3 separate regions of the Mus musculus genome follow, and all the other regions are linked to region 3. A link is a loop called in an ENCODE intact Hi-C map of the cell type or tissue named here. Cell type or tissue: gastrocnemius. All regions are shown on one strand.

Region 1 (8,000 bases), 240 kb after region 3:
CAATTAGGGAGCTCTTCGCCAAGGTGGAAGCTCTGAGTGTCAGGTAGATTCTCTTTCTCGGGTCCTAGACGAAGGCCTGGCTCGACGGGCTCCAGACCCTTTCCTGCACCCCACCCCAAGGTTTTAGCAGGGCACACTTAGTGCCTCCGAACTTGCAAGCGAGCCGCACAGCCCCGGAACAGACATAGTTTTCTTTCCTACCCCATTCAATCCTTTGAGAGAGCCAGGAAATCCAGGGTGTTGGCCGACCTCCTAGTGGGCCTTCCTCTCTGGTTTTCATTTGATGAACAGTGGCTTCTAGAAATTTCAGTCCAATAGGAAGGCACCAACAAGGCACGGCCGATTTATTTTCCCACCTACAGACAAGCAAGATAATATATATATACATTTTTACTGTGTTTCGTTCAAAATTGATCTCAATTGGCGTGCGGGGGCTAAAACTCTCATTCTGATTTTTTTTTTTTTTTTTAAGAAAAGTGCTTTGTAAATTTTACCTCAAACACTTAAATGTGGAAAGAACAGAAGGCGAACTTTTTCTCTGTCTGATCCGAGGAGCAGTGAGTTCTAGTTTGCCTGCGGGCATGGAGAAGCTAAACATTTTTTAAGCAAGTGGTATATGCAGGGTCAGAAGGTCATTAGGCCCAAGACCCCACAACTCAGCCTTGACTTTCCTAGTAAAAACTTTCACTTTCTGCTCCGCCCATCTCCAGCCCAAACCCTAAGCCAAAGCCTCGGTCGGTCGCCAGGACAGGGAACGCACTTACCACGGGGTAGCCCCTGGAGCGCGCTGGACACAGGCAATTATGCTGCTGGTGAGTTCGCAGTCCCGCCGGGCGCCGGGAGCAGGGCGGACGCCAGACCAGCCCTTTAGACTCCAGTCTGACGTCCTCCTTCTCTAAGCCCGGAAGCCTCTAAAAAAGAATCATTTCCTCCACTTATGCAGAGATAGGAGCTCTCAGATCAAGATTAGTATGTTGAAAACCTGATTGAGAGCAGCCTGATTAGGCGAGGGTGGGTGGAAAGGCGGCGTACACGACGGCGCCCCCTCCCTATGTCCCCCAAAAGCTCTAGCGCGCTGGGCTCTCCAGATGACCGGCACAGACCATTCTCGCTAGCAGGCAAAGGGAACTTCAGAGTTACGTTGCAATACTTAGCACAAAAGACTGTAAGTAATTCTCCAAGCTAGACTCTAGTTTTAGTTCCTCATCCAGGGAGTCGGTCCAACGCCCGACCTGCTGGAGCCAGCATTCCGCACCAGTCTCTCTCTCTCTCTCTCTCTCTCTCTCTCTCTCTCTCTCTCTCTCTCTCTCTCTCTCTCATCTCTGATCAGAATCGTATGGAAAATACTTTATTATGTGGATTCCCTCACCCACTCCTGATTTTCGCTTTTGACGAAAATCAGCAGCAGAAGCCACAGAAGCAGCAGCAGCAACAACAACCACTATTTAGCTTTTCGGGCAGTCGGTCCAAACCTCCACCGTTCTATGCTTTACCAGAATACAGTCGATTCTTAAATCTCAGGTCCCTCATACTCCACGCTAAATTTAATGGAGATCTCCTGATGGGCATCGGCCAGAGGGTGCTAATATGAAAGTGTATGTAATGGCTGAAAAGGAGAGCCGAGATGGCGTATGTTCAAACGTCCTCTGTGTTTAAGGAGGAAAGGGGCAATCAAAGAAAACCTTTAATCCCTGCCCACCCCAATGCTCATTTTGTCCAGAGAAAGTGTGGTCAGCATTAGTTGCTGCTGGCCCCTCCACTACCCCTGATGGCTGGTCTGGGTTCTTCTTCTCCCGCTAAAATAAGACAAGGGAGTAAGATTGCTCTTCCTTGTGTTTCACTACATATATTTCTGTCTAACTAAGGTAACAAAAGCATGGTTTTGTTATAAGGCTTGAGAAACTGACTCCAGGATGTTCTTATATCACTTAAATTCCAAACGTTTCTCTTTTGCTTATCTAAAGGGACAAATAAATAAAAGTAATTAAAAAATAACTTCTTACAAAATTTTTCTTCTATAAACAAAGTGAGACCTCATAAACAAACAAACAAAAAACCTCACACTTTCCAATTCAGATAAAAATTATCTCTACCCTACTCACATTCAAACGTTCACACTTAAGCACGGGAATGTGGAGTGCGCAGCAGTCTATCTATGGCATACCGTTTGTCTAGAATTAAAGAAAATAAAAAAATCGTAACATACTTTCGTTTTTCTTGTATCCTTGATTTCAAATCTAGTCGCGAATCAAATCTAGTCCTTCGTTTGTCCCTTCATTATCTTAACGGGAAAACCTTTCGAAAATGTAGAGAGAACCATTGGTGCGCATTTAGGGAGACCTAAGACTTGGGAATCCAGAAGACCTCCGCTTTCCCTCCGTGAGCCGCTGAAAGAGCTGTAACCCGAATCTTTGTTTAGGTTTTGGCTGGGGAGCGAGAATTTAAAGACAACTCAGAGGCAGAAAGCTTATTCTTAAAAAGAAAAAAAAAAGGCAAGTTAACGGACATCCGCAATTCCCCCCCACCTTTAACACTGAACTCAGAGTAAGTTGTCTGGTGCAGATAAAGATCTTAACATGTAGAGAAGGCGGGTTTTTCATAAGGAGGTGAGGCTGTCCCTTCAGGAAAAGACTTTTCCCCCACACCCCCTCCTCTCTGCGAGGTTCCACCCTCTGGAAAACACAACTTTCCCTCTTTTCCTGGAGGGACAGGCCTTAGTGTGGCTGAGAGAGGAAGAACAGTGGGTCAGAGAGTGGTTACGGTCACTGTGGCCTTTTTGGAACAAGACACACTGGTGGCATCGCTGTTCTGCCTGTTAGCTTTCCTTGGCCTTTGGGGGCGGAGGAGGGGACACTGCGGACACCCACAGCCTCTGACCCTCTGGAGCTGGTATGTGACGAGCAGCGCCTGCGGGGCCATGTATTGGAAGAGCGATCAGATGTTTGTGTGTAAGCTGGAGGGAAAGGAAGTGCCGGAGCTGGCGGTTCCCCGCGAGAAGGTAAGCGAGCCTACACCGGGCGGGATCTGTTGAATAGGAGTTTCCTTGAGAGAAGAGAGTTGTCCGGCCCCTAAACCAGGCTGGGAAACTACCTGTCACTGCCTCGTCTCCAGACCTGACAATTTTTTTTATTACGTAGTAGCGTTAGGTAGTAATCACTCCGTCCCCTCCCCACGGGCTCACTTAACCTAAGGCATGGACACTCTAATTTGGGAGACGAAACCTGGAGCCTAAGACGCTCACGGGGCAACGTGAGTCCTGCTTGTATTCTACGTGACGGGCTGTTCGCGGCAGTCTGGGGCAGGGGCCGGGGGTCTAGGTGTTTGTCTCAGGGCACCAGATACCAATGGCTGCGCTCTGCTGAACGCTGGCTCTTGCCACGGATAAGGTGAATGTGGGGCTTGAGACCCGGCGGCGACAGACCTGGGGACTTGAGTCTTCCAGGGCCCGCCCGCTCTTAGAAAGGGACAAAAGAACGATTTCGTTGGAAATACCAAAAGGGCAAATTTCGCAGTACGAGGCGAGCCTAACGGGGAGACCTGGCAAGCTGTCACCTACTCCGGAGGCAAGACCCGTGGGTGCTCGCATTTTATGGTGGAACTCGGTTCCTAAACTGTTGGAGAGCAGGGCCGGGGTGGGGGTATCGGCTGGACATGGGCAGAGTAGTGCTGGCTTCGTGTTTGTCTGACGGTTGCGGGTAGCGTTTCTGTCTGGATGCTTTCTGTCCACGAAGACGCGCCCGGGAGCAGCTGCGCCGGGGCTACCCAGGCGTGCGGCCGCTGGCTCACCTGGAGCTTTCGGAAGACAGAGGAAAAGGAGACAAAGGGACGCAAAAGCGAGGGGTGTGGGCTGCTGGAATCCGCGGACCCACTCGCCCTAAACTAGACTTCTCAGAGAGATTGCATTCGTTTATAGAACAAAACTGAAAGTGCAGCCAGGGATTGGGGACACTTGAGCGACGCGTCCGCGTGCTCTAAAATATTCTGACCCGCATTGGGTGAGTTTTTTTTTTTTTTTAATGGAACAAATTAAATTCAGCTGGATATTTCCATTATTCGGCCCGCTTTTGCACTGGTTAAAACTAATCCTTTAGTAGCTAAAATGTTGACTTACTGAGCACTAAGTGGCAATTCACACCTTAAAGAAACCAGTGTAAATCGCTTACGGTTCTAATTGCTTCAAGTTTACCAAAGAGCTGCTGGCTCCGTTTAATCTGAAGCATTTTCATTCAAATTGTCGGAACAAACACCAGGCTTCTTAAATCCCACTGTAATTAGCTTTCAAGTATCCGATTAAACCTCTTCACCTTTTGGGCTATCCTATTCAAAAAGCCCCCCCTTTAAAAAATATATGTGTGTCTTGCTCTTTTAATTGAGGTTATTAAAGAAATCAAGTTTCTCTCCCCACCCCCTCCTCAGTCATCTTTTCTTCTCTCTCACTCCACCTCCCCCCGCCCCGTGCCCCCTTTAGCCGGGTGTTCCCCGCTCCCGGGTGATTGACGTCTAGAAAGCAATCGCTTTGTGCACCGAGGCCGGTTATTAGCTGGGTACCCCCGGTGGGGGGCGGGGGCCGGCGCGCCGGGGTGAGCGCGGGGCTCGAGCCGGGAGCAGCGGCCGCGCAGTCCTCGAGTCGCCCGCTGGCGGCGGCGGCCCAGGGAGGCTGCGCGCTGGCCGGCCAGCTGCGCCCGGGCTCAGGTGCCGGCGCTCGCACGCGCCGCCCTCGTGCGCGCCCTTCAAGAGCGCGGTGGGGCCCGGGCTGCGGGGCGCCGCGTGCTCGCCGCGGGCTCCTGACCGCTGTCTCCCTCCCTGCCTTCCCGCTCTCGCGGCGCAGTGCCCCGGGCTCATGTCGGAGGAGTGCGGGCGGCCTGCAGCCCTGGCGGCCGGGAGGACCCGCAAAGGCGCTGGGGAAGAAGGACTGGTGAGTGGGGCGGCGACCCGAGTGGGGACCCCCAGCTCCCTGGGCGGGGCGGGGCGCGGGGCTCCAGGGGTCCTGCTGGTCTGGGAACCCCACAGTGCGGATGGGGAAGGCTGGGGACGGAGGACAGTCCTTGGGCTGCCCCGTGGGGAGGTGGGACGTGAAAGGCCAGTGCTCGGCTGTTCCTGCAGGTGAATCCCGAGGGAGCCGGGGACGAGGACTCCTGCTCCTCCTCGGCCCCGCTTTCCCCGTCGTCCTCGCCCCAGTCCATGGCCTCGGGCTCCGTGTGCCCGCCAGGCAAGTGTGTGTGCAGCAGCTGCGGCCTGGAGATTGTGGACAAATACCTCCTCAAGGTAGGATGGTGGGCCAGGCGAGCCCCGACGGAGTCAGTGTGAAGGTCGGGGGGGAAGTGCCCCACTTCGTGTCAACCTCTCAGCATATTAGTCCACCACTCTTAAGGCCCACAGCGAGAAGTATGATATGGAACCATAGGATTTTCCTTATTGTGAAAGTCTAGGGATAGGGTCTACAGTGTAAATGAGGGTTCCCCCACACACACCCCAAGAGTGTGCGGAGGACTCGGTCACCAGCAGCAAAAGAAGGACTTGAGGAACTACCACCCATTCTGGTATAGGCTTTTGTTTGTTTTCCAAGTCTAGACTTTTACTTACTTAAAAATCCCGTACTCTGCAAACTGGTCCCTCCTCTCCAATACACCCGTGCTGCTGTCTTACAGAGACTAACTAGTCCCAGTTCCGTGTGTTATTCCCTCTCGCAGCGGCTCCTTCTGTAACTAAAAACACTGTAAAGTGCCTTTAAAGATGTTTAGTTTTGAACTGTTACTGGCATCGTGGTCATAGGTTTATTTACCGGTACCTGGAACCTTCCCAAAGCAAAAGTTTATATAAAGCTTTAGAAGCCATTTCGGTACCTCCTAGATCTTGCTAAGCACAGTGATGTTATGTCCTACCAGGGTTTGGGGGGGGGGGTACCCAGTCTAGCTGTAAAGTTAGGTGTACATATAAACCCCTCAGCTGAAGTGTTTCACGGGGTGGTTTCAGAGTTGACTGTCTTAATTTGGTTTAACTTTCTCAGAATATTTCACTCGGGGTGGGAGGTTTTGGAGTTGAGGTTCTGGCAGGCTGCAGTTACCCGTGTCATGTCAGGCAGGATCTTGGTCCCCTGTGTCTTAATCTGAACACATTGGATTTCCAACTTCAATAGCTTTTAAAAAACCACTATGTAAAACAATTCTTTCCAATATACGAAATTAGTTGCAAACCAGTTCACTTTCTGTCCCCCTCCTTGAGCTTCAGTTTTCAGAAGGATTAATTACAGAGAATAAAAGATCAAAACGTGAATTAGTGGGTTTCTTTAACTTAATGTCAACATTCAAAGGCTGCTTTCTTGGGTGGACCGTGAATATTACTTCCTGGAGCCCAGATAAAACACGGAAAGAGGCTTGAGTGAAAACATTTTCTAATGTTTTTATTTGATTCTTGAAGCTCGGAAAATTAACCTGGCTTTCTCTTTAAATCTGCATTCTTAAAATCCCATTTCCCATTTCGCTTCGTCCACAAAACCATGCACTGAGTCAACACAGCTTCTTGTTTGAAACAAGGCTCTCAGTGACTACCAGAATCTGGAGCAGTGTTTCTGGACCCGACTTAAGACAATTTCAACATTTCACAGCAGAGATGTGGAAGATAACTACACAGTAAAATTAAAATATTGTCTGAATTCTGCCTCAGACACTAGCATTGGCCTTGCATAATTTTATACATTGTTCATGCTTGTCTTCATATTATATAAAAATTGTGTGTCTATGTGGTGCTGTGAAGTTTTCTTTTGTAATTGGACAGGAGTCTACCTAGGAAAGTTTTCTACACACAATCACATTCTACTAGGATTTATAAGTTAACTGAAAATTTTCCACCATACAATCACTTAAGCACTCGGAATTCTCAGCACGCCTACCCCAAGCTGAAGGGCTAGCTCCTTAATCTTACGTTTGAATCTAAACTTCTCACTGGTAACAAATATTTGATCCAGTATAGATGTAGCTTTTGAGGTTATGAAAAAAAAATACCAGCCTGTGGAGCAGCCACACAGTGTCAGACAAAAGAGTCAGCTGTGGTTGTTGCCCTCTACAGTCCTGTCCTAACCTAGCCCGGTGTGGAGCCATATTGGATTAATGCTAGTTCAGCAAAGGGTTCCAGAACCTTCCCAGAGTTCCCCCCACCCACCCTCCTGATTCCCTGGCAAGGACTGGGAATGTTAAGCAGCTCTCTTCTCTTTTTCAAAAGAAACCTTGAGGAAAGGTGTCAAGCCAGGCCTGGGGTCTGGTGTTTGTAGAGCTAGAGACTCCAGCCTCTGTTTTAAAGCCTTGTTTTAGAAAACAAAACAAAAGCCTGGTGTGATTGAAAGAAGGCCTCCAGTGGTGGATGTTCCAGATGCTTGGACTGGATACAACTTAGGGGAAAATGTGAGGAAGATACATCTCTGCTTCCAGGAAGTATTCTGTTTGGTTAATGTCTTTTTATTCTATTTTAATCCAAGTAACTATTTTTCTATAGTGAACAGATAGTTCTTTTGAAGAAAGACCCAAACTTAAATTTTCATCAGAAATTAAACATTGCTTAGGGAAGAGGTTCATAAGTAGCTAGAAATCACAGTGTTTCCTTCAGAGTATCATTTGTAACTTCCTTCAGTCAGTAAAACACCCTGGCTGCTAGCGTGAAAGCACAAACCTACGTAGTCCCTGTCTGCTGATCAACACACGTCAGGATCCACACTGCAGGCCAGCACAGCTGGACACACGTCTCCACTGGGGGACTGAACTGCAGTGTTTAGGGGGGCAGCATCCACCTCAGGTAACCTCAGTGGTCATTTGTTTTGTTCCCATGTCAAAGTCTAGAGTGCCCTACTTTATTAAATGCCACTGTCTCACTACTTGAAGTACAAGTAAACATATTTCCTGGGTGCATTTAAAACCACCTATAATCTGCTATCTTCCTATCTCCAGAGGCTCCATCATTCCTTGGGCTAGCAACATCCTCCTCCTGGGCACTTTGCTTTCTGTAGCTGT
Region 2 (8,000 bases), 300 kb after region 3:
CAACACAACAGCCCACATTTTCTCTGTAGAGACGACGCCATGGTAGAAGACATCCCCAGATTCTCTGCTGCCTTGAGTAACTTTTCTTCTAAGCAACTGGGAAGTCATCAGTGAACAGGGAGATGCTTCACTCTGGCCTGGCAAATTGTAAGAAGACCTTTTTACCTGTGGCTTTATCCAGATACTCATATTGGATGGCATAACTAACTCTGAGTGAGGGGGTTTGAATTTGTCTTAATGGGACTGGTGTTCCCCGAGTGATGTCATTGAGCTTCCCCAGCAACTCAGCTGGAGCCTGAGAGAAACGTCTGCAATCCCCATTTTGGCTCCAAGATTAAAAACATATATGAGAAATAATTTTTGAAGAAATAATTTATTCCTGATATATTTTTATATATAATTCTTTTCCGAATTAAATCAAGTTAATGAAAATTAGATTATAAGACAGAAATCTGTGGATTTCAGTGCCTCTGAGATATTGATCATACATTTTAATTAATGGCTTATTACACTGTATTATTGTAACCCTATAACCGTATTTTAAAAGTACAAACATGCACGAGTAATATTTGCAAGCAACTGGGAAAGAGGTTAAGGTACACCACAGACTGCAGTAATGACTTTCATTCAATTGTGTCCCCATATCTTATTCCAAGCAAGACTGATCTATAAAGCATGTCCCTCAATCCAGAACCAGATAATAATGGAGATAAATACTCTGCCTGGTTAGAATTTAAGAGCAATTTCCTGAGGCTCCATTATAAGAGCAAAAGAATACACATTGGAACGGTGTTGGCTGGCCATACACTAAAGAGGGTAAGGATCATTGTACAGCGCCCTTTTTCTAATACCAGTTTAAATGCATTGTGTTATCCCAGGTGATTCTAGAACCTTCCATGATGTGGTTTTACTATATTAGTAAACTTTTTAAAAGTTAATTTAGATTTTACTTATTCACTTTACATTCTGTTCGATGCCGGCTCCTAGTCACCCCTCCCACAACTCTTCACCTATATTCCCTCCCTCCCCTTCTCCTCTAAGCAGGTGGGAGTCCCCTGGGTATCCCCTCCTCCAACCCCTGCCCAGGCACTTCAAGTCTCTGTAAGGCTAGCCACTTCCTTTCCCACTGAGGCCAGACAAGGCAGCCCAGCCAGTAGAACATAGCCTATATACAGGTAACAGCTCTTAGGAAGGATAGCCCCCCTCTCCAGTTGTTCAGGACCCACATATGACCAAGCTGCACATCTGCTACATATGTACAGGGAGGTCTAGGTCTAGCCTGTGTATGCACCAATCCCTGACACTATCAATGATATTCTGTTGTGCTTGCAAACAGGAGTCCAGCATGTCTGTCCTCTGAGAGGCCTTACTCACGAGCTGACTCAGACAGAGGCTGACACCCGAGGCAAAACAGTGGACAGAGCTTGGGAATTCTTATGGAAGAACAAGAGGAAGGATTCCAGCCCCTACAGTGATAGGAAGACCAACAGAGTCAACTAATCTGGACCCTTGGTGTCTTACTTTGGGTTTTACTGCTGTGAACAGACAGCATGACCAAGACAACTCTTATAAAGGACATTTAATTGGGGCTGGCTTACAGGTTCAGAGGTTCAGTCTTTATCAAGGTGAGAACATGGCAGCATCCAGGCAGACATGGTGCAGGAGAAGCTGAGAGACCTACATCTTCATCTGAAGGCTGCTAGCAGAATACTGACTTCTAGGCAGCTAGAATAAGAGACTCATAACCAACACCCACAGTGACACACCTACTCCAACAGGGCCACACCTTCTATTCCTGCCACTCCCTGGGCCAAGCATATACAAACCATCATACCTGGTAAACTCTTTAAGTTTTTTGACAGATAGAAAAGCCAAATCAGTTGCAGATCAATCTCATACAATTTATTTGCAAATATCAATGCTTTATCAAAAGTAGGCATTACTAGTACTGAGCCCAAACTTAGACTTCTTCTGAAAACACAGCATATGTTTCTATTTCAAATTTTAAAAATCACCACCTATATCAACAAATATCTTACAAGATTTATAACACTTTAAGATTGTTAGAAAAGGTAGGAATAGTGTTTTGAATTATCTTTGGAAGAAATGCATTATATTTTAAAAGAAAATTAACTGTGAAGATTTACCACATAATTCAACCCATAAAACCATGCTGTTCCAACTTAGAATAGAGCAGCACTAGGTACATTTAATCTTGCTTCAGAAAACGACTGTGAGTCGTTTTGAACAACCTTTTGTTGTTCTTTACATTTATCCTCTCCTTGGAAATGATCATTTCTCCTTGTGAAACTCAATGAGACAGTGAGCAGACGGTAGGCTAGGTCATTGCTCGGTGCTCACATCCTCCCAATCCATTGCTCGGTGCTCACACCCTCCCAATACATTGCTCGGTGCTCACACCCCTCCCAATACATTGCTCGGTGCTCACACCCCTCCCAATACATTGCTCGGTGCTCACACCCCTCCCAATCCATTGCTCGGTGCTCACACCCCTCCCAATCCATCTTTTATTCATCTGTCTTGGACTTAGTTACTTATGTAATTGTATTCGGTTTCACTCAACAGTATATGGTGACAGAAAAGTTTAAAATAAATCTAGATATTGAAGATCTTGATCCTTGGTACAGAGAAGGTACTGTTGATATGTGATGGGTCTGAAACCAAAGCTGGGCAGGGTGTGTGTGTGTGTGTGTGTGTGTGTGTGTGTGTGTGTGTGTGACTAAAGTCACAGACAAGAACCAGGCAGGATGGTGCTTGTTTATAATCCTAGCACTGGGGAGGCAGAGACAGAAAGATCTGTGAGGCTCACTGGCCTGGAAACCCAGCCTAATCTGTAAATAGAAGATGAATGAATGGCCTTGTTCTAAATCTTCACAAACACTTTTAAAAATAAATAAATAATAATAATAATAATAATAATAATAATAACAATAATACTAATAATGAAACACTTCCAAACAACCAAAACAAAACAAAATAACCCAATATGAATGGTGCCTGAGAAAGAGTGACATGCAAGCTTCCCACACAAATGTGCATGTACACACACATGCACACACACGCGCACACACACACACGGAGAGAGAGAGAAAGAAAGAAAGAGAGCGTGCTCTTAAAGAAATCAAAGTTCAGCCCTTTTATTTGTCTCTTATGGAAATCTTTATTAGAAGAAGCCAAATATACAATAAGTACCAACAAATTTTATTAAATATCAACCATTTTATCTATCAAAGGTATTTAGACCCTATGCTTTCAGTGTTCCTGCATAGCAGAGACACACTAACTACACAACCCACACCACCATGGGCTCAGCAGAGCCCAAACCACCAGGCGTGGCGTGGGGTGGGGGTAGGGGGTGGTGAGCCCACACTGCAAGGCGCCAGTGGGAGCTTTTTGGTATAAAGGTATCTAAAGTGAGTTTTCAACAAACCATCAATAAACAACAGTAGGTATTGTTGATTGACTCTCACTGATCCCCTTCTCGGGTGACTTGCTGAGTTGGTGAACTGAGTCAAGTTCTCCTAAAACTTAGCAATCCTCATAAAATTATTCAAAACTGAATTAAAAACCGTTCCAGTTTCTATTGGCACAATAAAAAACTGACAGGTAAACAGGTTGTTTCGTATAAAAGTTAGTGGAACTGACAATCCATAACAGGATAGAAGAGCCACAGGTAATGGGGCTTTCCAGCCCAGCACACAGCTTCCCCTCAGAGGGAAAGTTGCCCTGTGAAACTCCCACAGGCTTCCCCTTCAGGTATGGGTGAGACACCAGACGTGTGCATGCCGACCCATATTTCAAAGGAACCGCTATAGAAAAGATTATACTTTAAAACTTCTTTTAGTAAAAACAAAGACAAATCCAACACATGTTCGTTCAGGCTGCTTTGCGTGTTGCGTGTTGCGTGTGGCACCCATTTGTGAATATCCACTAGGCACAAGGGGAATTGTTTGTATCACACAGTGTACTCCTTTGATGAGGAGGATATCAAAGGTAGTGTCATGGCTAGTGGAGTCCAGTCAGTGAGCAAGACAAAACAAAACAAAGCCAAACAAAACATCAAAAACAAAACAAAAATAACAAAACAAAAGAAGCATGAGACTTGTCATCACTCAGCATTGCAGGGTTTAAAGTTTAATTTCTTTCAAACGAGGTCTGTCCACTTGCTCACAAGATCCGGGAAGTACTGACCAGCCAGGAAGGCACTGAGAGAATTGAGTGGTAAGGGCTGAAGGACTGACTGGCAGCTCTCACAGGATGCAAAGACCAAAGCGGGTGGTCCGCTTAACCCGTTGACTGTCAAACAGGAGGCGGGGAAGGGCCTTAAAAAACATTTATCTTGCTTTAATTACCAATTTTCCCTACAGAAGTCTTTTAGTTGTCGTCTTTAAAAATACACTAGGAGCTATCAATTTAGATCATGTATCCTTCATGGAGTTACTATTAAAAAGATTATGAATGTATTCAATATTTTTTTCAAAACATCCAAGTCACTCTCTGTAAAAATGATAATAATAATAATAATAATAATAATAATAATAATAAATTACAAAACGAAAGATCTTAGTATAAAAATGTTGCATGTAATTAACAATCCCCTTGTGACTTCTGATGGCTTCACAGGCTACAGTGTGGGGCTTTGGTATAAGATGCAAAAGCAAGCCAGCAAGGCGGGGATACGAACGTCCCCAACCAAAGCACTACGGGAAGGTGTGTTGGACGGATACAGTGTGGGAGGCGACACAGGCAGCAGGATATCCAGCTGGCTCTCCTACTGCTTCTTGATCTTGCCCTGCTCCAGCAAAATGTTCATTAGAGCCGGAGTCACGAAATAGGGTCTTGAAGGAGAGCCTTCGTTTCTTTCTAGGTCTTCCACTAGGAGGGAGGAGGGCAAAGTCAATAGAGCAGCGAAGCGGTGGGAGGAGCAACATCGCCACCTGCTGCCCACCCGCTGCACAGCAACGCCAAACATCGCTCCTTTAGACAGCATCAGCGTTCATTGTAAACAGCTATGAGAAAACAATCAGCCCTTATTATTACATCGATAAGATATCATTTCATTCTGTGTCCCAGGTCAGTTCTGGCGACAGTTCAAGCATTTCCATAGAATGACTTAAGAAATAACATTTACTCCCCATCCAAATTCACTTTCTAAATTACAGCATCTATTTCCAAATTGCCTTTGTTTGGCCAATGGCAATTTAGATTGTAAAGCCTCGGCAAAGAGACCTTTGTGTGTGATCTCAAATCCTTCCATAAACAGTTCTGGAAATATTGCTCTGTGTTTCAAAAAACTTTAATTGCTGTGTAAGAAAAATGGCTTCTAAAATTCTTCTCAAAAACAACATTCATTCTTACTGTATGCATTTTAATTATAGAAGTAACAAACGGAGACTATTTTTCTGAGTGGGAGTATACTATAACACAGCAAACCAGACAGATAATTTCTTATATCTGATCTATAGCCAACTTCACAACTTTTGCATGTATCTGAATCAACTAGAGGGTCTTATCATGGTCCAGAGAGTGGTCCACATCCTAACACAAGCTCGTGAGTTAGGTAGACCCTGCAGCTAGCTACAGGCTCACTATATGTCACCATTGCCATAGATTTTTATTGAGGTCCTTGCATGGCTGTAAATAAAATACTATTAAAATGCAAGAAAAATAGATAAGTGATTGCTTTTCTCTGTTATCAAGGAAAAAGAAAATGACAGGTGACATTTGGGACTAATAATCTCAATAAAGCAAGCCAAGAAGAAGCTAGTGACTCCTGTGGACCAATACTTCGAAAACCTTCTGGAATTACTGGTTCTATGTAGGAAGATGCCATACCACCATTCTAAATCTAGGTTCGCACACTTCAGGGTAAGAAAATTAGCATTTATATCAACTTATAACACAAGGATATATTTCAGACTCTCAAATGCGTGGGCTATATTGATGGCCACACATTGCACTAATAATATATAGACAATCTGACGTGAGTTTAGTGTCAAAACCAAAAGGGCACCGGCTAACCCTGTGCTCTGTGGAGGGCCTCTTTATACTTGGCCCAATTCTACACACAGGGAAAAGCATGCAACGCGTGCGAATCCAATTCCCACTTTTCTGCACCGTGTGAGATTTAGGCATGGCCACAACAAACCAGCTTCCATTCTAAGCCCTGGGGCTGTGGTGATGCAAGAACTCTTGATCTGAAACATGCATAGCCCCAGGAAGCACCAGAAGCGATACCTGATTGATAGGAGGCCACTGCTCTGAACCTGATAGGAGGCCACTGCTCTGAACCTTCATCCGATTTCCTCCCTCACTAAAAGTCGAACTTCGACCTTGTGCCTGGGCGTGCCCATGCAAAGGAGAATCCACGGGCCTTCTGCATGACTGTGTGAGGAAGCTCAGGGGAGGCGAGAGGTGAGGGAGGCAGCCATTTCTGCTCTGTTCAGATATTCTCAGGTGGCCAGAGCTTCACAGTAATGGAGAGGTTATCCCCAAACTCCGACTTCAACCAAGCATGAGTCTCATTTCGATAAAACAGAGATGAGGCTCCAGGCTCGGTCCACCTGCAGCAGGTTTAGTGCTGAGCCCACAGGACCTGCCCTTCTACAGCTTGTCACGGACTAACTCACCCACTTGAAATATGCTTTCTAGGAAACCAGGAACACAAGTTGAATCACAGTTTTAGAAAGTTGTTCACCGGCTTCAACAGTAACTATAACCATAGCAGCATATTTACAAATTCAGTACCATATGCTGGTCAACTACAACTCAATATTTTTTATGGCTAATTGATCACACATTTATAGTGTTGTAAAAAAAACTGCCTGAATACCCTTTACAAACATACACTTATAAAAAAAAAAAAAAGAAAGGCTAGCAAAGTTATAAAAGTTATTAAAACATTGTCGGCTACAGGTGTTTGCACTTGGGACCGCAGTCTGCAAAGTCAATGAGGCCACTATCAAATGCCTGGTCCCTCAGATGGTACCAAGTGCCAGCAGAAATACTGCTCTAAAGCAACATTTTCATATTGCCGTCAACCTAATTCACAAAGCTCCTGTGTGGAGCTTCTCTACTCTATCTCTGGGGACCCGGACGCTTCTTGGTCAGGATGCTGTGCAGGCTGGGTGTTACAAAGTAAGGTTTCTCTGCAGATCCATCGTTCCTCTCCAGGTCTTCACCTGCATATCGGTGGCCAAGGTGGGGCCATGGCAGGGAGACGCCGCACAACAAGGACCCAGGATTTTACAAAGTGGAGAGTCGAACAGGGAGAAACCAGAAAAATCAGTGTTAGCGTGTCAAATATAAGGCGAACATGCGATGCTGGTGATGGAGAAGGTGGGAACCGGTCTCTGCCTGGGAGAAAGGCCCACCCCACCCCACCCCCACCACACACACACACCTCACACTGAATGAGCCGTAGGACCTTAGTTTCCAAAGCCACCGCATTGAAGCTCTTTCTGGGGGCTTCTCATCTCTATGACTATTCATTTTGGAAAGTAACAAATTGCCCCATATCACTAACTCCATGAAAAAAAAAAGTAGAACAAAGATTTCATTCCATATTTCAAGCCTTTCAGATCTTCAGGTAAGGTCTTGCTCCTAGCCCAGCCTGGCCTTGGATCTGCTGTCTTCTCATTTTGCCCTTCCCAGCACTAGGGTCAAAGGTTAAACTCTTTTACCTATTTACTTACATATCTATGGGTGGGACATGCTTGTGTGTGTGTGTGCGTGTGCGTGCACACATGCACATGGAAATCAGAGGCCAAACTTAGGCATCATTCCCCAGGAGCCGTTTGCCCACCTTGCCTTTTGAGGTGAGGTTGTTCGTGGGCCTGAGTGTGAGCTTGCCAGTTACGCCAACAGGCTGCCCAGTGAGGGCTGGGAGCTACCTTTCTGCCTCCCAGTGCTGGGATTTTAAGCATGCCCTGCTTTTTACACTGGTTATGGAGACTGAACACAGACCTTCCTGCTTATGT
Region 3 (8,000 bases):
TGAAGTCTGCCACATTTCACCACAGTAAGGTGTGTCCCTTTAGACTGTGAGCCACAAAGGACCTGCCTTCTGCATGTGCTGCATCCAGGCACCTCATCTTCCTGCCAAGAAAATAACCAGCACAGACAGCTCTCCTGACAAGACGACAAGATTCCCAGAACCAAGAATTCTAAGATATGCTTTGTGACTAATGGTGTCATGGCCTCTCTGGTTATTTTTCAGCGACCCTTTTTAAATTTTTATATTGAAATCATTTCAAAACTGAAGAAAATGGACACTCTGAGAATCTGCTTACCCCTCACTCAGGGTGATTATGTGTGCCCCTCTCCCATGGAGTCTAGATAGTATACACCCACGTGTATGATCAAGTGCCTGGACGCATCTCAGAATATACTCAAGATGTACAGAACTCTGCCTATTCTTTTTGAGGGAGGACCCATTGTGTATCCTCAGGCTATCCTTGTACTCTCTGTATAGCCTTGACTTCTGTCTTAGTCATAGTTCTCTAGTGTCACAGAGCTTATGGAATGAATACATACATACATGTGTATATGGGTGTGTGTGTGTGTATGGGTGTGTGTGTGTGTGTGTGTGTGTGTGTGTGTGTAAATGACTTATAGGCTGCAGTCCATACTAACTCAACAATGGCCAGCTGTGACTGGGAAGTCCAAGAATAAAGCACTTGCTCAGCCCCAGGAGGCTGGGTGTCTCAGCTGGGCTTCTGTAGAAGCTGGAATCCTGAAGCAGTAGGTTCCAACAGATGTGCTGGCAAGTAAGTGCAAGCAGGCAAAGAAAAACGAACCCTTCCTTCTTCCATTGTCCTTATACAGGCCTCCAGCAGAAGGTATGGCCCAGATTGAAGGTGTGCCTCCAGATCTGGATTAAAGGTGTGTGTCTATGTAAATTAAGAGAATGTGTCATCCCACCTCATGATCTGGATCAAAAGCTTGTGTCTTCCAGCCTCAGGATCTAGGTCAAAGGTGTGACTCCATTTCTGGATTGTAGTTCATTCCAGATATAATCAAGATGACAAGCTTGAATAGCCATCACAATTTCCTTATTCTCCTGTCTTTATTTTCTGGATGCTGGAATTAAGTTCGTATCATGGCACCCGGTAGTACTTGGAATTGAACAATGCCTCATGGATGCTAGGCAAGCACTCTATGTGGGGGGGATATGATCAGGAATCCCTGTGGATACCAAAATCGGCGGATGCTCCCACTCCTATATAAAATAGCATTGTATTTTCATGTGCCCATATATGTCTTCCCATAAGTGTTAAAACACATTGAGATAGCTTATAGTGCCTTATACCCTATAAATGCTTACAGAATAATAACAAGGGAAGGACTTAGTGATCAATACAGAGGCACTCTTTTCCATAGCCTACCAATGTGGATAGACAACTGTGTTTCCATTAATGATATAACTACATGGCCAAGACCCGATAAAGTCATGTTGACAACCTGCACAATAATACCACCAGTTCACAAGCCAGCAGGGCTGGGGGAAATTTAACAAGGCTCCACCCACATTAAGAGCAACAGGCAATTAATGGCTGTTAAGAGAGAACCAGTCTTCTCGAGGAAAGAAACCCCTGGTGGGTGATTCAGTGTCAAAGCATCATTTCTAAACACATGAACATACGAGCAACTCTGGCTAGACTCAGCAGGTTGTACATATGTAGCAATAATAACTAAAGAGAACATGAAGTTGAGAAGGAGTGGGTGTGAGGGCAGGGGAGGAGCTAGGGGCTGGAGATGGAAATGATGCAATACAGTACTCGTGTCTAATTCCCAGAATATAATGAAAAACGCTGGAAAGAGGGAGTTGCAAACGCCTACACTTTGGAATTTATAAACATCCTGCTTTTTTTTTTTAGATCAAAGTCCCGCCCACCTGTCTTACTATGGACTCACAATATCCAAATCAGTTATGACATGATTGCTCCTTTATTTCTTTTCCTGTTATCCCGTGACACATGCATGCATGTGTACTAAGGCGCGCACACACACATATGTTTGTCAAATGGGTTATTCTATTCAGTGATCTAAGAGTCATTGCTGTTAGCATTTATGTTAATGCTAACATTGTCCCAGGTGTAGCCCACGGAGTCCCCAGGTTGCCCCTGTGTGCTTTCCAGGTGTTCTTGTCTTGCACAAACAAGAAGATACTCCAGCCTCATTCTGTGAATCTCCAGCCCATGAGTCTGGCCCCTTTGGTATTTGTGCCTCTAGGTTCTGCACTTGTGACAGTAGGTTATTTTTATATATAATTATGACATTGTTCATCATGCGTGATAGTTATTAACAAATGATCCTATTCCAAGGCTGTACCTTGTAGCTCATCTCACCTTCAGGACACACTGGCAGGAGTGCCTTCCTCTTCTTTCTTCTCTGTGACACAGCAGTGACAAGCTCCCATTAAAGCCTTGGAGTGTTGTCCATGATAGCACTTAACGCAGCCCTTTGTTTCTCAGCTATAATGACTAACTCTCAGCCTCTCTCCAAGGCACGATGGGACTAAAACAAACTCCGTGTATGTCTTTAGAGAAAGCCAACAAGGAGAGATCAAAAATCTTAGTGAATTTCCTCATCTTAACAATAAGTTCCTGCCTGCTGGTGGTGGTATGCCTTTAATTTAAATTAAAATTATAACAGAATTCTCTCCTTTAAAATTATTTTCTCAATGGTTTATCTTTAGCTTAAAATTTCACATAGTTACAAATAAACTTAATTCTAATATTTGAAATGAGACTTCTTAGCTGGACAGTGGTGGCAAGCATCTTTAATTCTAGCACTCGAGAGACAGAAGCAGGCAGATCTTTGAGTTTGAGGCCAGCCAGCCTGGTCTACAGAGAGTTCCCGGACAGTCAGGGCGACACAGAGAAACCCTTTCTTCAAAACCAAAGCAACAGCAACAACAAAAAGGAAACAACAGGCTCCTAACGCCACCTGTTTTGTCTGTGTGTTGCTTTGGAGTGGCAGAAACTATCAATGCCTCCTACAGCAGCAAGAATGGCATGATGTCAGAGGAAAGTTTAATTAACCCGTTTTACAAAACAGAGAGCGGGCAAGAAAGGGGTGAACAGAACGTTGAGTAACTGCCTACATCGGCCACCAGGTGGCAGAGTAGCACGCACAGTCCTAGAGCGGCTTAGGAGGCGCCGGTGAAGTTCAAGAGCTTGGCTGTGCTTTATTTACAGTCCTACAATATTCCAAAGGTTTATTTTTTCAAAAGACATTATGAAACCAACTTCTATTGTATTTTTATAGTAATTATATGCAAAATGATAATATTTTAGTCATTTAGTGTTTTAATACTAAAAAGCTATTTATCAGGAATATTTGAAGCTGATACATTAAAAAAGTGAACACTAAAAACAAGTGCTTCAGTGTTTAGTCTGAGGTGTGTGTGTGTGTTTGTGTGAGTGTGTGTGTGTGTGTGTGTGTGTGTGTGTGTATGTGTACATCTGTGTGTATGTGTGTGTCTTGTGTGCTTCTTGTATGAATGTGTGTGTGTCTATGTGTATGTGTGTGTGTCTGTGTTTGTGTGTGTACTTAAAATTGTTCTGTTCACTTTCATATTTTTAAGTACATTTCACTTATTAGGTATGTAAGTAAAAATTTGTAATCCTATTTGTGCAATTTCAAAGATGAATCTGTGTGTTAATGCTTATGTATGTGTATGTGTGCATGCCTGTGTATGTATGTGTGCGCGCGCGCGTGTGTGTGTGTGTGTGTGTGTGTGTGTGTGTGCGTGCATGCAAATGCACTCATGCACTTCTAGAGAAATTACAGTTTCAATACATCTGTATTGAATCTACAAGTGTTCTGGACAGAGTAGATAATTATAGCCAAATTCATCCGGACTATATAGATTTTCGCCTTAAATTGTTTTCTTCTATGAGTACAAAGCTCCCACGTTTCATATGGGCCTTTCGATCTTTATGCTCATTATAATGCTTAACACTGAGCAAACAAAATGCTTCAATATCTACATTTAACAATCCAATCTAAAGAATGCACCGCTATCCATTCCAAATGGCCATTCTAAGTGTGTGGGTGAATATGTGGTTTTGTGGTTGCACATGTCCATATGCTGACCAGGCAAGAGGTCAGCCTCAGATGTTTTTCCTCAGGCACTGTGTACCCTGTTTTGAGATGGGGTAGCTGACTTGGCCAATAGCTCACCAGTTATTCTAGGCTGTCTGGCCAGGGGACCCCAGGGAGTCCATTGTCTCCACTTCCCTAGTGCTGGGGTTACAAAACAGGACTATGCCTGATTTTTTTACATTCTTGCTAAAGAGCAAACTCTGGCTGTGCATGCAGCCCTCACTGTTAACTCAGCGTCCTTCCAGACCCTCCAGGGAATTTCTGATATCTCCGTTTCGAGGGTCTTTGCAACACTGGTTTTCTCTGAGATTCTAAAGCTGAAGTGTCAATAGGACCCTTTCAACTCAGTAGAGCAAAGATTGTTCCAAGTACATCACAGCTAGAGTGTAAGACAACGGTTGTGGCTTGGCTGTGTGAAAGTGGAAATCAGCTAAGAGAGACTGGGAGGGGAGACTGGTTAGAAGCTCTGCCCTTCCTGTAAACATGTGCGATCAAATGTTGAGAAACCGGCGATGACTTACCTCCTTGCTACTAGCTGCTAGATGGAGCTCAAGTAAGATCTGGCTCGCCCGCATAATCTCTAGTTTACACGTCCCATTTAAAAGACAAAGGAGCAGTTTTGCTAAATATCGCATTTGTATTTTCACTTACAAACTAACAGAGGAATTTGGCAGGCGCCCCTCCGTGAACTTGGAGCGCTTACTTTCTGGCGGGGCTCCTCCTTGGGTCCTAAGCTTAACTGCTTCTGCAGACGTTTCTATATTGCACTCTGGGTAAATCAATCCTCTAAATGGGAAAAGGGGCATTCTTTCACTCAGGGGGTGAAGGATAGCTCTTCAAGTGGGGACATTTATTTCATCGGCCGTTTTCTTTCTTTCTTTCTTTCTTTCTTTCTTTCTTTCTTTCTTTCTTTCTTTCTTTCTTTCTTTCTTCCTTCCTTTCTTTCTTTCTTTCTTTCTTTCTTTCTTTCTTTCTTTCTTTCTATTACTTCTCTTTCTTTAATCTTTCCATTGTTTTAAAAAATTAAAAAGGCTTCATGTGATCCCGAGCCTCGGTTGTTGGTCAGTGGCCTGCTGCCCTGTTGACGTGAGCAATCTAAATATAGGAATGAGGGGATCGTCCACATTGGCTCTCAAGTCATGCTTTCTTTCTACGGAAAACACACGATTCAATTTAATTACATCATCTGTCATTCTCCAGGACAGGGCTTCCAACAGGGCCAAACAATCCTGAAGCCAGTTCATCTCTTTTAAAGAGGGCTAATCAGAAGGGATTTGCGATATTGAAATAACGGAGAGGCCGTTGTGATTGATTCTGAGCAATTCAGGAATGAAGAATTCTTCCCCAAAGCCCCAAATCATTGAGCCGGCTCTGTTTTAAAATAATGGAAGCGAGCCGCATCTCTTACATATCACACCGGTGCTGTCTGTGGGTTCCCCAAACGCTTGGAATGAAATGTGTTTCTATCAACAAGGATGAATGGATTACAAATGACAGCAAAATGCATAAGGCAGCTCTGTACAATTCTGAGAGCAGAAATCCTTAGTGTTAAAAGACAGAAATCTGTTCCGGGAAAATAATATTTAAAGAGAGTTTCCACACCAAAATTATTTCCATTGTTTCTTTACAACAAGAAAAGACAAACATTGCGGAGGAACTTTCCACAGCCCTGTTGACGGGAATGCCAAGTTTTGCTACTAATGTAGAAAGCAGTAATTACGTTTTTAAAAATGACAACTCTGGTAATTATACATTTAAAATATGAATCCCAATGTTTAATTAGGTCATATGACTATAATATCAGCTTGCATGAGCAGCACACCAATTTCTAGCAATTCAAAGAAATACAGGCATAAAGGCTGCTATGATTGTGACATTTAAATAGAATGAACCATAATGTACTACATTATTCTTTAAATATTTTAATGTTTACCAATGTTATTGAGTAATGAAGTTTGTCATCATGGCTTATTCTTCATAAATAATTACTCTGGTAGCAATGAGTGTACTAGAACATTCGTGTGTTCCTTCCAAATTAAACACATAGCTAGACTCAAACATACATTTGAACGTGGTTTTGTATATTTCAATATGCCTAAGTAAATAATATGTTTCTTAAATTAATTACAGCAAGTTTTATGTTAGGAAAGTAATTCTCATTTTACCCTGTATTATAAACCCGTATTTATTATTATTATTATTATCATCATCATTATTATTATTACGTTCACTTCTTCCCATTTTTCATTTATAAATTCTGCATCTCTTGGCTTTTTAGTCTTTGTCTCACTGATTACTATTTCCAAGAAGCTTAAATGCCTGTGCTTTACAAAGTTTCATTTTGTCGTAGTTTTTTAAAATTAGGTTTTCAAAGCTTGTTTTAAATTACTCTTTTTTTCTCTAAACCACACGGATATGTATCTAATAGCTTTATTTGTTGCAAACACAAGATAGCCGTTGGTCAGTTACTGAGTCTTTGCCCCCACCCTCTCTCTGCTGTGCTTGAAGAGAATTCTTTCTAAGGCTGTGCTGAGTTTTGATATCCGAAGCCCATAATATCACCTTTCTATCCCCAAATTTGCTCTTGAAGATAAAAAAAAAAATCAATTAAGCAGATTCTGCGGAATTCATTTGCACATGTTGGTGACACAAGCTTTTAAACACAAATGCTAAACACCTCCTTACATCAAAGTAATGATTTACACAGCTGAGATGCTCGGGTGCCTTTTCATTTCGTCCCTAAAAGCCGGATTTCTTAATGTGGTAACCGCTACTGGGCAATCCTGCCTTGCCTTCCTTCAGCACTCCGCCCTTAACAAAACATTGCCGGAAAATGTTTCGAATCCTCTGTTTTTGTAGCTACATCTGCTAAAAGCTACATCAGAAGCCTGAGAATCTACTGTGATAAACAAAAGAGAAGTCCTTTCTGGAAAAAAAAAAAAAAGTGAATCACTTTTGTGTCCTGAAGGATTATATATGATTATATATTATTGTATTAAATGGGGAAAGGAGAGAGAGAGAGAGAGAGAGAGAGAGAGAGAGAGAGAGAGAGAGAGAGAGAGAGAGAGAGAGAGAGAGAGAGATCCTTCTCGAAGCCACGGTGAGGTCCCTGAAGTTGACGGAGCAGTGAGTTGACCATGTCTGGCAAACCTGCCTGACCTCCCAGCAGTTAGAAATGTCTGGTGCCTGAGACTGTGGCTTTAAACAGAAAACCTGTGTTTTAACAGGAGGGGTCATTTCAGCTCGTGGTCATCAAGCATGATGCAAGAGAAGGTTGGGGACGTAGCCTTCACGGGACCTACGTTGTCACCTTTTCTAATTTTACGAATGTGAAAGAAACAGTATGCTTTCAATTTCTCCTCAGTTCAGTTTCATTAATTCTCCCCAAACATGAGCACATGGCAGGCACCCAGAGCTGGGGGCGGGCCTCGGGGTTGAGGCGCCTCCGATATATAACCTGTCTTCTAGTCTTCATATTGACTGGGCGCTTCTAGCCTGTATCGCTGTGGCCCCCTGAGCCACAGAGGAACGCTTGATTTCAAATCGCTGTGCAGCAGACGCAGCCACCAGGACAGACTTTGTGTAATAGTACAATCCCCATTCCCTTTACAATATCTTAGGTATTCTACTGCACAAGGTGTTGAAAAGTTCAGGCCTTTTCCAAGAAGTACCCTTGCTGTCATTACCTGGAAGTTATCAGTAAGAATTAGTTATTTCTTTACAAAAACTCACTTGGAGACCAAGGAACTAGGCATGGGTAATAATGCTAAAAAAAAAAAAAAAATCTACACACTATTTTCATGTTTGCACTGGGCATTTTCAAATGCACTGTAGACTCTAGAATATGAATTATGATCCTGTTTATATTGAATGGAGTGGGTAATT

What was found. Hi-C counts contacts between places; a loop is a spot of excess contacts. Peaks named below come from ENCODE experiments on the same cell type or tissue, not always from the same donor. Only the 100,000 strongest peaks of a DNase experiment are listed, where the experiment ranks them.
Region 1: it touches region 3 in a loop (4-fold over the local background); 14 of 42 quality-filtered maps call a loop at or near these places.
Region 2: a loop joins it to region 3, with 18 times the contacts of the local background. A loop is called at or near these places in 35 of 42 quality-filtered maps.

What each region holds. Positions count from the first base shown.
Region 1 is chr3:154,325,270-154,333,269 of GRCm38, reverse strand. It overlaps Lhx8 (LIM homeobox protein 8), which reads left to right and starts at 2,710. Exons shown (of 9, transcript NM_010713.2): 1 at 2,710-2,998; 2 at 4,829-4,915; 3 at 5,104-5,265. The coding sequence starts at 2,918. It overlaps AI606473 (expressed sequence AI606473), which reads right to left and starts at 2,449. Exons shown (of 3, transcript NR_040387.1): 1 at 2,207-2,449; 2 at 765-911; 3 at 1-356. In gastrocnemius, no CTCF peak of the experiment used is centred here; DNase peaks (open chromatin) are centred at 3,377, 3,686, 4,566, 4,952 and 2 more places; H3K4me3 peaks cover 4,074 bases.
Region 2 is chr3:154,266,879-154,274,878 of GRCm38, reverse strand. Slc44a5 (solute carrier family 44, member 5) reads right to left here. Exons shown (of 22, transcript NM_001081263.1): 22 at 3,157-4,896. The coding sequence ends at 4,793. Among named protein-coding and RNA genes, the nearest start is that of Lhx8, 60 kb to the left of the region's middle. In gastrocnemius, no CTCF peak of the experiment used is centred here; a DNase peak (open chromatin) is centred at 4,957; H3K4me3 peaks cover 236 bases.
Region 3 is chr3:154,567,640-154,575,639 of GRCm38, reverse strand. No RefSeq gene overlaps it. Among named protein-coding and RNA genes, the nearest start is that of Gm40186, 4.5 kb to the right of the region's middle. In gastrocnemius, a CTCF peak has its summit at 3,119 (motif pointing right); DNase peaks (open chromatin) are centred at 3,122 and 4,250; H3K4me3 peaks cover 1,117 bases.